2 separate regions of the Homo sapiens genome follow, and region 1 is linked to region 2. A link is a loop called in an ENCODE intact Hi-C map of the cell type or tissue named here. Cell type or tissue: endothelial cell of umbilical vein. All regions are shown on one strand.

Region 1 (8,000 bases), 480 kb after region 2:
AGGCTTCTAAACCTGACCTGAACTAATGTGAGGCTACTTTTAAGTCTTTATTTACCACACTTACGGTGCATATTTTTATGTTATATACCAGAAATATTAGTATGACTGATTATGGGAGTGTTACCTACTTCGTGCTGCAGGGTATCACATGTTGGGACTCAGAAAATGATACCCTGAAATATACTGCTTTGAACTTCCAACTGAGAGGACCTGAGGAGCAGCAAATGCTGAGTTCCTTATTTGACTAAGAGAATTTCCTTCAGAAGGCATTAAATTGTCTTGCCCCACCCCACCCTTCATCCCCATAATTTCATCAAACAGATGAGACTAACTCATAGGAAAGAAGATTGAAGCTGACTCCACACTTGGAGCTCATACAAACTTTTTCCCAGGCTATTGTCTGTTCTTCAAGCCCATTCACCTCCCCTAAAAATCATGTATTCTTCCTCAAAAATTGTCTATTATCTTCCACTTCCCTTTCCCCCATGAAAAGTGTTGAGGCTTATTCTGAGCCAATATGAGTGACCATGGCCTGAGAACCCAATATGAGTGACCATGGCCTGAGAACCATCTCAAGAGCTCCTTCAACAGTTGTGACTGAGCTTGTCAGGTTGCAGTTTGGTTTTATATATTCTAGGGAGACAGGAATTATAGGTAAAATCATAAATCTATATATAGAAGGTATACATTGGTTCAGCCTAAAGGGGTGGGATATCTTGAAGGCAGGGTGGAGGGGATGCTTACAGATCATAGGTAAATTCAAAGATTTTCTGATTGGCAGTTGGTTGAAAGAGTTAAGTTTTGTCTAAAGACTTGAAGTCAGTAGAAACAAAAATGCTTGAGTAAAGATAAGGGGGGTTGTGAGGGCCAAGGTTTTTGGTATGTAGATGAAGCTTCATAGATCACAGTCTTCAGAGAGAATAGAAGATAAATGTCTCTTTTCAGACTTTAAAGGTATCAGACTCTCAGTTAATCTCTCCTAGATCCAAGAAAAGCCTAGAAAGAGAAGGCCTGACTCCATTAATGGAGATTCTCTACAGATGCAAATTTCCCCCACAAAAGATGGCTTTGCAGAGCCATTTCAAAACATGTTAAAGAAAAATAAAGTAAAATCTGTTTATTTCCTTCAGGGTCTGCTATCTGTCATGTGCCATGACATGCTATACCAGTCAGGTTGGAATTGGTGTCTTATTGCCATAGTCTGTTTACTCAGTCTTATGATCTCTATTTTAATGTTAATGCTGGTCAGTTGCGCCTAAACTGCAAAGGGTGGGAGTATGATGAGGCATATCAGACCTCCATTCCCATCATAGCTGGGAATTCAGTTTTTCAGGTTTCTCTGGGTTCTCCCTGAACTAGAGAGGGTCTGTTTAAAGCTGCATTTGCAAACATTATGACAGTGAGACAAATCTAGCATGGCTGATTCCAACTTGCTTCTAGCCTCACATGCTGGCTGTTTTTACCCATTCTTGGCTATAGGCCAAGCTAACCATGAAAGGGGACTGAATTCTGCTAAGATCTACTTTCTGTAGTCCACTACTGCTCAGGAGTCACGTGGCTGGAGGTCACAAGATTTGTGACTTATTGCTCCTTTAGATAACATCACTATTGTAGAAACTAAATTGGCCTTTTGAGATGTTTTTTAGACTTTTGTGTCCTGGCAACCACTGACCCCACCCAGACTCAGGACTCAACTGGTCCTGTGGCCCTTCACCCAGAGTGCCCCTCCAGCACACAAGGACTATTTTCCATGCCCCTGTGATTGCATCCCCAGCTAATCAGCAGCACCCATTCATTAGTCCCCTGTCCACCAAACTATCTTTGAAAAACTAACCTCTGAGCCTTTAGTGAGGCTGGTATGAGTGACAACTGCAGTTCTCCTGTGTGGTCTGCCTCATGTCAGTTAAACTATTTCTTTACTGCAATACCACAATCTCAGTGAATTAATTTTGTCCATGTAATGGGCAGGAAGAACCCACCAGGCGATTACATGTTTAGTTAGCTGAGGGGGCTTAGGATTTTATTTTTGGTTTATAAGAGGGGATTTAAGCTTCAATCATCTGAATTGTCTTTGAGTTTTCATACTTTTTGTGACTCTGTGCACTTTCATCTTAATACATTTGTATGCCTTTTCTCCTGTTAATCTGTCTATTATCAGTTTATTTCAGCCGACTCAATTATCAAACCTTCAGAAGAGAAGTGTAAGCTTCCCTGCACACATAATATGTACCATATTATCTTTTGGAAAGTTCTCCAAAATTCTAGCTTTCCAAACCTATCTTATTCTAGGGATTTGAGATAAGGCTTGGGATATATATATATATATATATATATGAATTAGAAAGTTTCTTTTTCATGGTATTTCTTCATGTGCCCATTACAGGGACAGAAAAGATAATTTTTCCTCTACCCTTGTAAATTCTCAGCTGGGGCCTCAATATAAAAAGACAGATTAACAAAAGAAAAACAAATAGAAGTTTATTAACATGTATACAGTGACTTTTTCTGTAACCTCTGCCTCCCCCCCTCCCACCATGTTTATAGACCCCTGCATTTAAACCATCTGGGACTTCAGGTTTTAAACACGAGCTGGCTGAATCTTCTTGCTTGGTACCCTGCAATAAATGTATACATGGGAGACACCCAGGGACAAATGAGGAACTCTCAAAGAGATAGTTTAGAATTCAAGCATAAATACTATCTTCAGCTAAAGACAAAACAGAGAATGGTGTCAGGGAGGACGAGGTAACTAGGAAAAGTACAGTAAAGAAGAGTAAGTTTTGTAATGCAGATGTAAGTCAATACCTTCCCCACTGCTAAGAGCCTCTAGTGATTTACCCATCTTTCTCTTTCTTATACAGAGAGGGAGACACACTTAAAAAATTGAGATTTACTTTATAAATGCAAATTTCCCATAGAAAAGGGTTTACTTCTCCTTTATTTTCAGAGCTTCTCCTGTGTCTGCTGTTTCTCAAAATAATTCTGCTAAAGAGGCATATTTTGGGGTGTCATATTCTGGTCTCCTATATCATTCACGCTAAATCATGGGGCAGGATGATTTTCCGTTAAAGCTGAATACCAGGGAAGGCTTTTTAAAATTTCAAATGCTTGTGCTTCTGAACATCAAGAGGCAATCTGTGAAGAGATTCAAAGCAAGAAAGAAGACAGGAAACATAAGAACAAAGCTTCTTGTTTCCCCATCACCAAGTCTAGTTAAAATTTTCCAGTTGAAGGGAGACCAAGGAACTAAGATGAGATAAGATGTTCATGGGGCTGAGGGACAATGTGCTGCAGACTTGAAGGAACCATGCAGAATGAAGGTAAGTCATCATCCAGGGAACAGCCAGCCCCCACTGGAGTGGCACTTTATACTGTCAGCCCATGGGAACACCACGGATACTAAGTCAGAAACTCTAAAACTTCTGGATCCATTCAAGTGAGAATCATGTCGCTTGTGCCAAAGAATGACATCAATAGTCTTTCATACTAGCAACTGGTAAGAAGCGCCCATCCATAGCAGCCTACTGCCTACTTAATGTTAATCAGTACTGGCTCCAGTGGCCCAAGATAATTTTCTCAGGCCTTGACTGTTATGAATTAACCTAACTCAATTTTGCCAGTCAAAATTATCAGATTCATTTGGTTATCAGTAGTTTCAAATGCTTAGAAGCAGACTAAGGATACAAGACTCCTCCCAAAAACCTCCCCAGCAGGCTTCACTGAAAACAATCTCAGATTGCAAAGAAAGGAGTCACACAACTGAGACAGAGCAGGGACCCCTCTTAAAGGCCTGCAGCCCACCCCTCACCACCAAAGCGTGATAATAAGGGAATATTTTGACTTCCTTTAAGGGAAATTCCATACACCTAGTTAGCCCTGGGAAGTAAATGAGCGATTTGATAAGCAAGAAGACAAAAGTAGCTTAAAACAATAGCTAAAGCAGTTAGCATCACAAGATGTTTTGTTCCCTATAGAAATTAAAGATAACATTTTAACCTCTCTTCCTGAGTTGGTTTACAGAAATCCAAACTCCCACCAAACGGATCCATTGGCACATAGAACTCAGATAAGGGGCAATTGAGGACTGAACTCCGATCACCATTCTTCGTTCTAAATTTCTTCCCGAGGGAGGCAGTTAAACCCATGAGCTAAAGCTAACATTCTTTTCTGCTGATCCCAAATTTTAGACAAAGCTTTGCTTCTTAACCAATCACAATTCAGAAAGTCTTTGAATCTACCTATGACCTAGAGGCCCTGCTTCAAGATGTCCCACATTTTTAGTCAAACCAATGTATAGCCTCAATGTATTGATTTATGACTTTTTCTGTAACCTCTGCCTCCCCATCTTTATAAACTCCTACCTTTAAACCATCTCAGAGTTCAGGTCTTAAACATGAGCTGCCTGAATCTTCTTGCTCAGTACCCTACAATAAATACCTCATTTTCTCTCATCTCCATCCCAGTGTCACTCTTTGGCTTTGCTGCACTGGATTAGCAGACCCCGGTTTGGTTTTGTTGGGTACAGGCCCCCAAATCTGGCCATAAACTGGCCCCAAAACTGGCCATAAACAAAATCTCTGCAGCACTGTGATATGCTCGTGATGGCCTTGACGCCCATGCTGGAAGGTTGTCGGTTTACTGGAATAAAGGTAAGGAACACGTGGCCCACCCAGGGAGGAAAACCGCTTAAGGCGTTCTTAAACCACAAACAATAGCATGAGTGATCTGTGCCTTAAGGACATGTTCATGCTGCAGGTAACTAGCCAGAGCCCATCCTTTTATTCAGCCCATCCCTTTATTTCCCATAAGGAATACCTTTAGTAAATCTTATTATGACTGGCTTGCTGTCAATAAATATGTGGGTAAATCTCTGTTCGGGGCTCTCAGCTCCGAAGGCTGTGAGAGTCCCTGATTTCCCACTCGACACTCTATATTTCTGTGTGTGTGTCTTTAATTCCTGTAGCATTGCTGGGTTAGGGCCTCCCCAATTGAGCTGGTCTTGGCAGGTTTGATAATACAACCTTTACCACAACCTCAAGGAAGTTCCAAGTCTCTCTCTTTAGGTACCATCACCAGACCTCACACCTGAGACAAGAGCAACAATATTCTAAAGTTAGGAGGCAGCAACTTTACAGTTGGTGTTCAACAACCAGAATTTAGTAAATTAGTACCTGGACATTGTTTCAGAAACAAGCTTCAAATGCCATTGTAAAAGATCTGGATGTCTGAGCTAGCTGGATTCTATTCACCTGAAGATGGAAGGGATCTTCACAATATTTTTAGTCCATCCACATATTGCTATAGTTTGGATTTTTGTCCCCCAAACCTTATGATAAAATTTGATCCCCAATGTCAGAGGTGGGGCCTAATGGAAGTGTTTGGATGATGGGGGCAGACCTGTCATTAATGGCTTGGTGCCATCTTCATGATAATGAGTGATTTATTACTCTATTAGTTCCAGTAGGGAGCTGGTTGTTTATTTTAAAAAAAGGGATGGAAATGCCCCTCTCACTTGCTTCCTCTCTTACCTTGTGATCTCTGCACATGCCAGCTTGCCTTCACCTTCTGCCATGGGTAGAAGTAGCCTGAGGCTTCACAAGAAGCAAATACTGGCACTATCCTTCTTGTACAGCCTGCAGAACTGTGAGCCAAATAAACCTCTTTTCTTTATAAATTACCCATTCTCAGGTACTCCTTTATAACAACACTAACGTGGACTAAGACATACACCTTGAACACCAGTAATTTCAACAATGAGCACTTATTTGCATATCCATCATGATAATTGACAAAACCTCCACTATTGATATATAAAGGTAGGTGAAATGCTTGTAGTTACAGTCTCTGAAGTGTGACTTTTAATATACTAACTCACCATCCATAGAGTAATTTTTGAGATTGGGCAGCCATGCATCCTAGTAATGTGCATTAAAGCCATCATACACACACATATATATCAAATGCATGTGCTATACTATTTGAAAGTAAGTTATAGACTATAATTTATTAACTGAGGTCCTGTGTGGGTAACCTGCTTTTCAGTTTCCCAGAGCACTCAGAAGCCCTTCAAGTTAGAGGGTGGAGCACTGGATATCTAGAAGGATAATGGTGATGATATTTAGGTGAAATCTTCCCAGGTCCTCAAACTTCACAGTTGAACATGTTGGGAACTGAATGCAATCAGAAGAAAATCTCCTCCAAAACCAGGAAAGAAGTATATTATCTTCCATTCTTTCTGGTCAGGGAACAGACCCTACATTTGGGACAGAGCTCGATTTGTTGGAATATTTTTTCACTATAGCTCCCCTATGGACTACGCTGAGTCATGCTTTCTGCAACAAATGTCTCCATTGTTGGCACAATGGTCCAAGAAAAAGCTGTTAATGTGGCCATACCTTGTGGTTTTGTTTTATGAGACACGTAATCGTGTTAATTTGTTTTATGAGACAGGTAATTGTGTTAATATACAGATATTGTGTTAGAAAATTAAACCATTCATATACAAGTATTGTAAGAAATTAAACTATTTATGTTATATATTTTCACTAATTGATGTTAAATGTGGTTTCTTAAAATGTTAATATGAAATTAATAACTTAAATATAGAACATTCAAAATTTTATAAGGCAACAATATAGAAGTGATTAAGTAAAAAGATTATATGTCTTACATATGCATCTGTTGGGGCTCAGAAAATGATATCCCCCAAATTAAAGTATCAGAAGCAGTCTCAGAATCAAAGTTTCTCTCTGACCTTCTGCCTTCCTATCTCTCAGCCTCATTCTCTTCCAAGACAAATCATAGAAACCAGAATCTCTTTTCCCCAAAGTCAGCTATGAAGTTTAAAATTGTTACTCTAACTCTCCCCACCCACTTCCTTCCATGTAGGAAATGGCCATAAAGAAGGTGTTTCATCTACCTTGTTTGATTATGAGTCATAACACCCCTATTCCAGAATTCTGCCCTATGACAGAAGGAAATGAATTTCCTCCAATCAGTCTATTACTATTAGATCATACATTTTATTGGCCAATCACATTTCTACTCAGCTGTCCCTGCTTCACAGAAGCTAAATATAAAATAAGATAGTTTTCCCTGTGTATTAGTCAGGATTCTCCAGAGGAACAGAACTAATAGGATATATGTACATGGGAAAGGGAGTTTATTAATGAGAATTGACTCACACCATCACAAGGTGAAGTCTCATGATAGGTCATCTGCAAGCTGAGGAGAAAGAAAGCCAGTAGTGGCTTAGTCCAAGTCCCAAAGCCTAAACAGTAGGGAAGTCGACATGACAATGCAACCTTCAGTCTGTGGCCGAAGGCCTGAGAGCCCCTGGCAAACCACTGGTGTAAGTCCAAAGGCCAAAGAACCTGGAGACTGATGTTCAAGGGTAGGAAGCATCCAGCACAGGAGAAAAATGAAAGCTGGAAGACTCAGCAAGCCAGCTTATTCCACTCTCTTCCACCTGCTTTTTCTAGCCACACTGGCGGCCAGTTGGATGGTGCCCACCTACATAAAGGGTGGGTCTTCCTCTCCTAGTCCACTAATTCAAATGTTAATCTCCTCTGGCAACACCCTCACAGACAAACCCAGAAACAATACTTTGCGTCCTTCAATCCAATCAAGCTGACACTTAATATTAACCATTATACCCTATATCATTTGGTCATTTAACCTGGAGCCTCCTGTGTCATGTAAAACTTAGATTAAATAAATCTGTTATGCTTTTCTCTTGTTAACTTGTCCTTTGTAATAGGGGTGTTGGCTATTACTTTTAACATCCTCAGGAAATGCATCACACCTTTCTGTTCCTACATATCTATGCTTGTTATTTTATCGTTTCTGTATTTCTGTGTGCTAGATTGCTTCCCATTTCCCTTTTTCCACCATCGTGAATAATGCTGCAATTAATATTTTCATATAAGTTTGCTATGTTTTATTTTTCCTTAAGATATACTATAAGAGATTATGAGTATTTTTATGATACTTACGGTCTC
Region 2 (8,000 bases):
ATTTCCATCAGTGCTCCTGGGTAACCAGGTCCCTTGTCAATGAGCAGTAGTATTTTGAAAGGAATCATTTTTTTTTATAGCAGTAGGTCTTAACAGTGGGCTTAAAGTACTCAGCAAACCATGATATAAAGGGATAAGCTGTCATCCAGGCTTTGTTGTTCCATTTATAGAGTGCAGGCAGAGTAGATTTAGCATAATTTAAAGGGCCCTAGGATTTCCAAAATGGTAAATGAACTTTGGCTTCACCTTAAAGTCACCAGCTGCATTAGCCCCTAACAAAAAAGTCAGCCTGTCATTTGAAGCTTTGAAGCTTGGTTTTGACTTCTCCTTTCTAGCTATAAAAGTCCTAGATGGCATCTTTTTTCAATGTAAGGCTGTTTTATCTACATTGAAACTCTGTTGCTGGGATGGCATCTTCATCATTCATCTTAGCTAGATCTTCTGCAGCTTCTTCACCTGACACATGCTGCTTCACCTGACACTTTTATGTTATGAAGATGACTTCCTTAAACCTCATGAACCAGCCTCTACTAGCTTCAAACTTTTCTTCTTCAACTTCCTTACCTTCCTTAGCCTTCATAGAATTGAAGAGAGTTAGGGTCTTTCTCTAGATTAGGCTTTGGCTTAAGGGAATGTTGTGGCTGGTTTGATCTTCTAATCAGACCTCTGAAACTTTCTTCTGATCAGCCATAAGACTTTGTTATCATTCATGCATTCACTGGAGTAGCACAGTTAATTTCCCGCAAGAACTTTTCCTTTGCATTCATTACTTGGCTAACTGTTTGGTGCAAGAGGCCTAGGCTTTTGACATACCTTCCTCACTAAGCTTAACCATTTCTAACTTTTGATTTAATGTGAGAGATGTGTGACTCTTCCTTTCATGTGAACACTCAGAGGCCATTGTAAGGTTATTAATTGGTCTAGCTTCAATATTGTTGTGTCTCAGGAAATAGGGAGGCTTGAAGAGAGGGAGAGAGGTGAGGGAATGGCTGGTTGGTGGAGAAGTCAGAGTACATAGCATTTATTCAGTTTGCCATCTTCTATGAATGTGTTTTGTGATGCCCCAAAAACAGTTGCAATAATAAATCCAAGATCACTGATCACGTATCACCATAGCAGATATAATAATGATTAGAAAGTGTGAAATATTGTGGGAATTACCCAAATGTCACACAGAGACACAAGGTGAACACATGCTGTTGGAAAAATGGTGCTGATAGACACAGGCTTGCCACAAACCTTCAATTTGTAAAAAACTCAATATCTATGAATCAAAACAGAAGTGAAGTGCAATTAAACAAGTTATGCCCGTATTTCATTTACTGTAAAATTAGTAACACTATCCTTATATTCTCTTAAGTTGTACCTGTGTCCATTTACACTTTTACTCTTTTGTAATTATTGTAAGTGTACATAAGCATTTTCATTTACCAGCAGAGGAAACGGATCCTCAGAGATGGTAAAAGTGGCAAGTGCAGCAACACATACTTATCAATGGGTGATTGGTTTATTTTGGACTGCATGTTCTCACATGCTCACTCTGTTTTATCAGAGCACTTTTTCTTGACTCAACTAAAATGCCAAGAGCAGCCAGACAGTCAAATAGAAATATTTGATTATTTGACTGTTAATATTTTCTTTCATGGCCTAAGTGTTAATGACACCACAGATGAAACTGGAAAACTATTTGCCTGGGTTTTGGATGGTATTCAGTATTCTCAGCCCTGTGATGATGAAGGTAATGTGGGAAAGTTGAGGTGTGAGTGCAGTCCTGCTAATTAGATGCAGTCTGGATACTGGAATGTGATTGAGTACCGTTGACATACACATCACATCACTGATACCGTACTTGCCATCTCCTTTTCTTTCAGCTCTTAGATATGTCTTGGCAAATTATCAGTGCTGAAAAGAAGCATTTGAAAGCCAAAAGGAAGCTCAAGTGCAACAATATGGATTTAAGGAATCTGAAATGGCAACCACAAAGAAATTCTTCTAACAGTTTTTGAAGCTTGTTATTTCTTTAGCAACATGTCCTTCTTGTAGCCTTTGTGAGATCAAAAGAAGTATTAAAATCAAAGAGGCTTCCTCGATGTTTTATAGGGACTTATCACATAAAATGTGTTTTAGAATGGCAATGACGGACTTTTCCAGTTACTCAGAGATAAAAAAGATGCTCCAATGTCAAATGGAAAGCTGGAAAGAGAATTTAGGGCACTCAGAAAATTTCACTCTCTGCCTTCTACATAAGCCTGCCTAGTGAAAAGCTAGAAGGCAGAAACATGATGGAAGACACACCAGTGTGTCGTCCCCTGAGCCCCAGATCATACTTTGGTTGTCTTATATTTGCAGGCTATTCCAAGAGATGGTTAGATCCCAGGCTGACTCTCTGGAGTGAGTACATTATAGCATGATTGTGAAGAATGTGAGTTTTTGACCCAGCTCGGTTGCTTATGAGCTCTGTGACCTGGGGCAAGTTTTATATCCTCTGTTTTCTTCCCACATATAAAATGGCTGTCACCTACTTAATTGCCATTCCTATCCCCCATCTTAGTTGGGAGAGCCTTGCTCCCACTCAACAGATTGACAGTGCTGTTATTCACTTTACCAGCTTCCTTTGCACTGAGAACCTGAGCATGATTCAGTCCAGTGAAATCTAGTGAGATCTCAGGGAAAGGCGCTTAGAGACATCTAAGATGTGAGAGGAAACTCTCCTTTTCTTTGCCAGTCACTGTAATCCCATGATGATGTAGCCACCTGGTAACTATGATAGATAACGGTGAGAAGGAAGCAAATATAAAAACGGTGACTTATTGGAGAGTTGTAAAGACCCTAGATTCTTTTGTTTTTCTTCTATTTATTTTATTTTATTTTATTTTCCCCCCACTCCCCTAAATTCTTAATGACATTCATAAATTACTGCACCAGCTCTGGCATATTCCCCTCTCCTGTCATCTTCTTCTTCTTATAAGAGACAATAATGGTCCTTAATGTTACACCAGTTTTAGCTAGGTCTTCTGTAACTATAGCTGAAAAGATTATAAGAGATACAGTAATTATTACTTACCCAGTTGTTGTGAGGGTTAAAGAATATAATGCATCTGAAATACAATACATTCAAATACAAGTCTTGACATATGTACATATAGCTCTAGATAAATAATGGATGATCTTTATACTAAAAAAAGCTATTTCTCAAGTCTGATCATTGCCCACCTCCATTAATATTGGCTTTGTTTTGTGTCTCACTCTATTGCAACTTGTCAGGATCACCTCTATCTTAAGATTTCATGAGGTTGACATGACCAGATTTTGTTTTTCTTTACATGCACCAGTATTTCTTCATCCACCATTGCCCAGTGCACAGCTAGAGTAACCTAAACTTTATTTAGTTTCACTTCCGTCCCACATACTGGTAAAAGTGACAACAATTTTCCAGTGATCTTGAGACATCTTCCAGAGTGTCTCACGTGTGCTTCCCGAAAAGTCCTGGCCCTTCTCAATGTCGACTGCCAAGACCTCAGCTGCTGATAAGCAGCCGGGAAATAATTGCCTATGTTACCCACTATGGTCACCTCCCTCTTGGCAATGCCACCTCTGCTGGTGGCCCTGCCTGTACCAAACACCTCTGCTGGAATGCTCAGCATGTCAAAGTGGTACACGGTGGGTTACTCAGGATGCTAAAGCCACGACTATTTTGTGCACAAATGTGGGCTTCATGTTTCTCCCTATTTTGTGTCACATTTAGACATATGAATCTCAAAATAGTTTTACTAAGAGCCCAACATCTTAAGGAATTTTAATTAAAATAAACGTTAAGACCTTTATTTTTTGGCTTTTCTCCACCTGCTAGCCCTTTCACTTTTCTAGACTTAAACCCCTTTTCTAGACTTAATTCTGGGCCTAGGAACAGGAGAGGCAATCATCATATCTCATATAGAGTTTTCTCTTCATGTCTATTAACTAAGGATTGGCTGGTGGACCAAATTTGTCTGCTTGCTTGCTCTCTCTCCTCTAATTTCCCACAGGCAAATATAATTTGGGCCACCTTTACAACCAAACTTCTAGTTATTTTCAGATTCATGTGAAACCCAACCCTGCACAAATCTTGGGTTTAATTTGGGATCTTCATTCTGCTTTCACCAACTACCTAAAACCATCAAGCAGGAAGACCTGTCATAAAATTTTTTCCCACCTTTTGTCATTGAGGACATATTTTATCAATTCAGGCTAAAGATAATATTACTTTGCCCTCAAACTTCAGAGTGTTTTACTCCAAATGATAATAAACTCTAGAGACATACTTAATTCAATGCTTAAAAACCTAAGTGTCCTAAAGTGACCCAAGGGTTGGCCTAAATCCATCACACTGCAGGACAAAAGGAAATTCTTGTTATTTGATCTTTTGTGAAAACAGAGCAGCTGATCTACCATTCCTCTCTAACTTAGCATCACTTTTTGAGCAAATGAAAAGTTATCTATCAAACTTCTGTTTTTCTTCAGAGTTTAAAATTCTAGAGACTGGAACCATTTTCTACCTTCATCATTTTAACTTTCCAAGAAGTCTGTTTAGTGACTTTTCTTTGAAATGTCTTCATGCCCTTACATGCCTCCTGATCAGATAAAGGGACTCCACTTGCTTTGATCTTTCTTTGTAAGTCCTACTTTCTTCTGCTTTTATAGTCATCATTGTCCTCTTCCTGCACCTTCTCTAGTATTTCTGTTCTGAGTATAACTGATTGCGAAAATCTTATGTTTATCTTCCTCATGAAGGGTCAGCCAATGCCAATAAAAGCAAAAATTATCTTCATGAGGAAATGACTAAGCAATAACTTAGTAGCTTCTCATATCTTTCGACCAGACAACATTTCAACTCTCAGAAGAAAACTTGGTGGGGATATGCATGCAGGAACCATTCTTAAAAAAAAAAAATCTATTGTGTAACAAAATTAACTCTGGACTCATATAGGTTCAAAGCCCTAAGAAAAAAATTAAAGCAAAAAATCTCTAGGGCATTTTCAAAATCACTCACAGAGCAAACTCTCCTTAGAATAGTTGTCTTTATGGCCAGGATTGGGTCTATAATCCCAGTACTGTGGGAGGCCGAGGCAGGCAGATAGGTTGAGCCTAGGAGTTTGACACCAGCCTGGGCAACATAGGAAGACCCCATCACTACCAAAAAAAAAAAAAAAAAAAAAAATTATCTGAGCATGGTGGTGTGTGCCTTTAGTACCAGTAACTCAGGAGGCTGAGGTGTGAGAATCGCTTGAGCCCGGGAGGCAGAGGTTGCAGTGAGTTGAGATCACACCACTGCTCTCCAGCCTGGGAAACAGAGTGAGACCTAGTCTCAGATAAATAAATAAATAAATAAATAGTTGATGTTTTATAACATATTTCTCTTGCTGTACAGTTGGCTTTCTCTTATTGCCACAGAGTGATTTGATTGTGACAATTAAGTTACATATTCTACAGAACTGGTTTGTAGAAATAAATGAATAGGAGCAGTAAAAGAAAGAAATAGTAACATTGGAATAGCCAAGAAAGTTATACATGTAAAGATGGGTTGGGTGTTGGTTAAGCAACCATGTGAAGTCCAGACATTTGGAGATTAGTCAATAGGATAAAATTTTCATATCAAAACACTTTTCATAAAATTTCAGGGCTTTTCTGCTAAACTGAAGATCCAATAGGAAGGGATACCCACTACTCAATTTTTTTTCCTTCTTTCTGTGATCTCAAGTTTAACTGAAGTGGAAACATTAAGAAGGAACAAGCTTATAAACAAAACAGGCAATGACCTCTAGAAACAGTGGAACTTAAATATGCAAATTCCATGAGCTGTTCCCACAGGAAAGCGACTTTGCATCAAAATAAAGAAAATTTATGATGAATATGGGATGCTGTAAATTTGGGATGGATAACTGGTTTCAATAGAATTAAATTATTAACAGCAAGATTACCTATTCAAATTATAAAATTATATTTATTCAAGCCTATTTATGGGGATATTCATGAAATATGGAATTAAATATATTTTTACATAAACTAAACTAAAAACAGAAGCCTACCTATCATCAAATGGTATCTCACTGTCATATTATTGGAACATAGGTTCTAGCAGCTAAGGTATTTTTTTGTATTTATATATTAAATAATTCATAAATCTTTGTTTTGTTTTGTTTTGTTTTTGAGATGGAGTCTCGCTCTGTCACCCAGACTAGAGTGCAATGGCGTGATCTCGGCTCACTGCAACCTTCGCCTCCCAGGTTCAAGCAATTCTCCTGCTTCAGCCTCCTGAGTAGCTGGGACTACAGGCACCCGCCACCATTCCCGGCTAATTTTTGTATTTTTGGTAGAGACAGGGTTTCATCATATTGGCCAGGCTGGTCTCGAACTCTTGACCTTGTGATCCGCCCGCCTTGGCTGCCCAAAATGCTGGGATTACAGGCATGAGCCACTGCACCGGGCCTAATAATTAATAAATCTTATAAAATGTTTTAGATCAACATCTTATTCCTTGATTAATTTCTATGAATAAGAGAAAGGACTAGCATTGTTAACCATGTTTAAAACTGGAAATACCAAACCTCAGAGAGACTATGCAATTGTCCAATGTTACTATAACTTAAGTCAGCCAAGGGAACTGAAGCTAATTCCAGATGTACCAACTATTCAGTTAAAAAACAAAAACAAAAACATGAACCTAGCCCCATTAAAATGTAAGTTTTACCATTTTGTAAAAATTCACATTTTCAATAAAAGACTTACTCTCATAGATCTTTTGATATATCATTTTTGTTTAGACCAACAGTGCTGCACTCACACAAACACCTTCCCATTTCAACTTATTCATCTGAGAAGAATATCTCAACCAAAAGCCAGTCAAATTTGAAAAGGCAGAGAGAAAAGGCATAATCAAGGAAGAATTTTATATTTTGTCAATATTTTTTAAGCACTAAGGAATAGCTTTAGTTGCTGAAATAATAAAAAATAATAAATGATCACAGAGACTAAACAAGAACAGGTGATTCCTTTACTGTTTAAAGAGATCAGAAAGCAAATGGTTTCTTTGACTCAAGCAAGTCCATCTCTCACGTATGAAACTCTTAACTGTGACTACAGAGAAACATAATAAGCAAATCATCCAAGTAACAATAATCTAATCATATTCCCTTCTCCAAAATTCTACATGCCTGCCTACACACACGGAGCCCAGCTGTCTTTGAGGCGAATAAATAATACTTGAAGGTCAAGTGAAATTTTTCTATCTAGCAATGTCAGACAGAAAATAAAAGATCACTGCTCAGATGTTCCTTTATAAATGTCCCTGCTTCTCCTCATGATGCTAACAATGACCCAAATCTTTATTTCACATAGCTGTGGACATGCCAACATGGTTGTATTCTACCCTATGAGTGATTTCTTTCTTCACTTAGCTAAAGAACAAAAAAAGAGAGAAAAACATAAATCAACTAAATAATCCATCAACCATTTAATGGACATTGACGAAGTGCCTCCAACGTGCCAGGCACTGTGCTAGCATCTGGGAATAAGAGGAATAAAACCAACCTGGATGTTCTAATGGCTCAAAGTGTAGCTGAATATCCTATCAATGAAATAAACTGTGCAGCACTGTGATAAGAGTCACAGTGATACCATGAACAAGATCTAGACATGAGTGAAAAACAATCTTCCTTTGCAAAGTGAACAAAAGGTTTTCACCAAAAACTCCTTAACTCAGAGATTCAGATTTTTTCTTTTACTTTTTTTAGGTAGATAAGGAGATGGCACATTCCAGGCAAAGGGAAGAGCTGGGCACATGGATAAATGATAATATGGGGTTTTGGGGACCTATGAGCAGTTTGGGTTGACTGGATTTGGAGAAGAGAAGAAACAATGTGAAAGGCCAGAGTACAAATGGAAGGAGATGCTCCAGTAATGAAGAATCTTTAACTGCAGTCTGTGGAAGACCATGGAAAATTATAGCAGGGTGCTGGAAAAAT

Evidence for each region. A loop is a pair of places that touch in the nucleus more often than their neighbours do. Peaks named below come from ENCODE experiments on the same cell type or tissue, not always from the same donor. Only the 100,000 strongest peaks of a DNase experiment are listed, where the experiment ranks them.
Region 1: it touches region 2 in a loop (2.5-fold over the local background); 3 of 110 quality-filtered maps call a loop at or near these places.

What each region holds. Positions count from the first base shown.
Region 1 is chr3:30,701,680-30,709,679 of GRCh38, forward strand. No RefSeq gene overlaps it. Among named protein-coding and RNA genes, the nearest start is that of TGFBR2, 99 kb to the left of the region's middle. In endothelial cell of umbilical vein, no CTCF peak of the experiment used is centred here; a DNase peak (open chromatin) is centred at 3,822; H3K27ac peaks cover 720 bases.
Region 2 is chr3:30,223,364-30,231,363 of GRCh38, forward strand. No RefSeq gene overlaps it. Among named protein-coding and RNA genes, the nearest start is that of LINC01985, 290 kb to the right of the region's middle. In endothelial cell of umbilical vein, no CTCF peak of the experiment used is centred here; a DNase peak (open chromatin) is centred at 4,778; H3K27ac peaks cover 1,278 bases.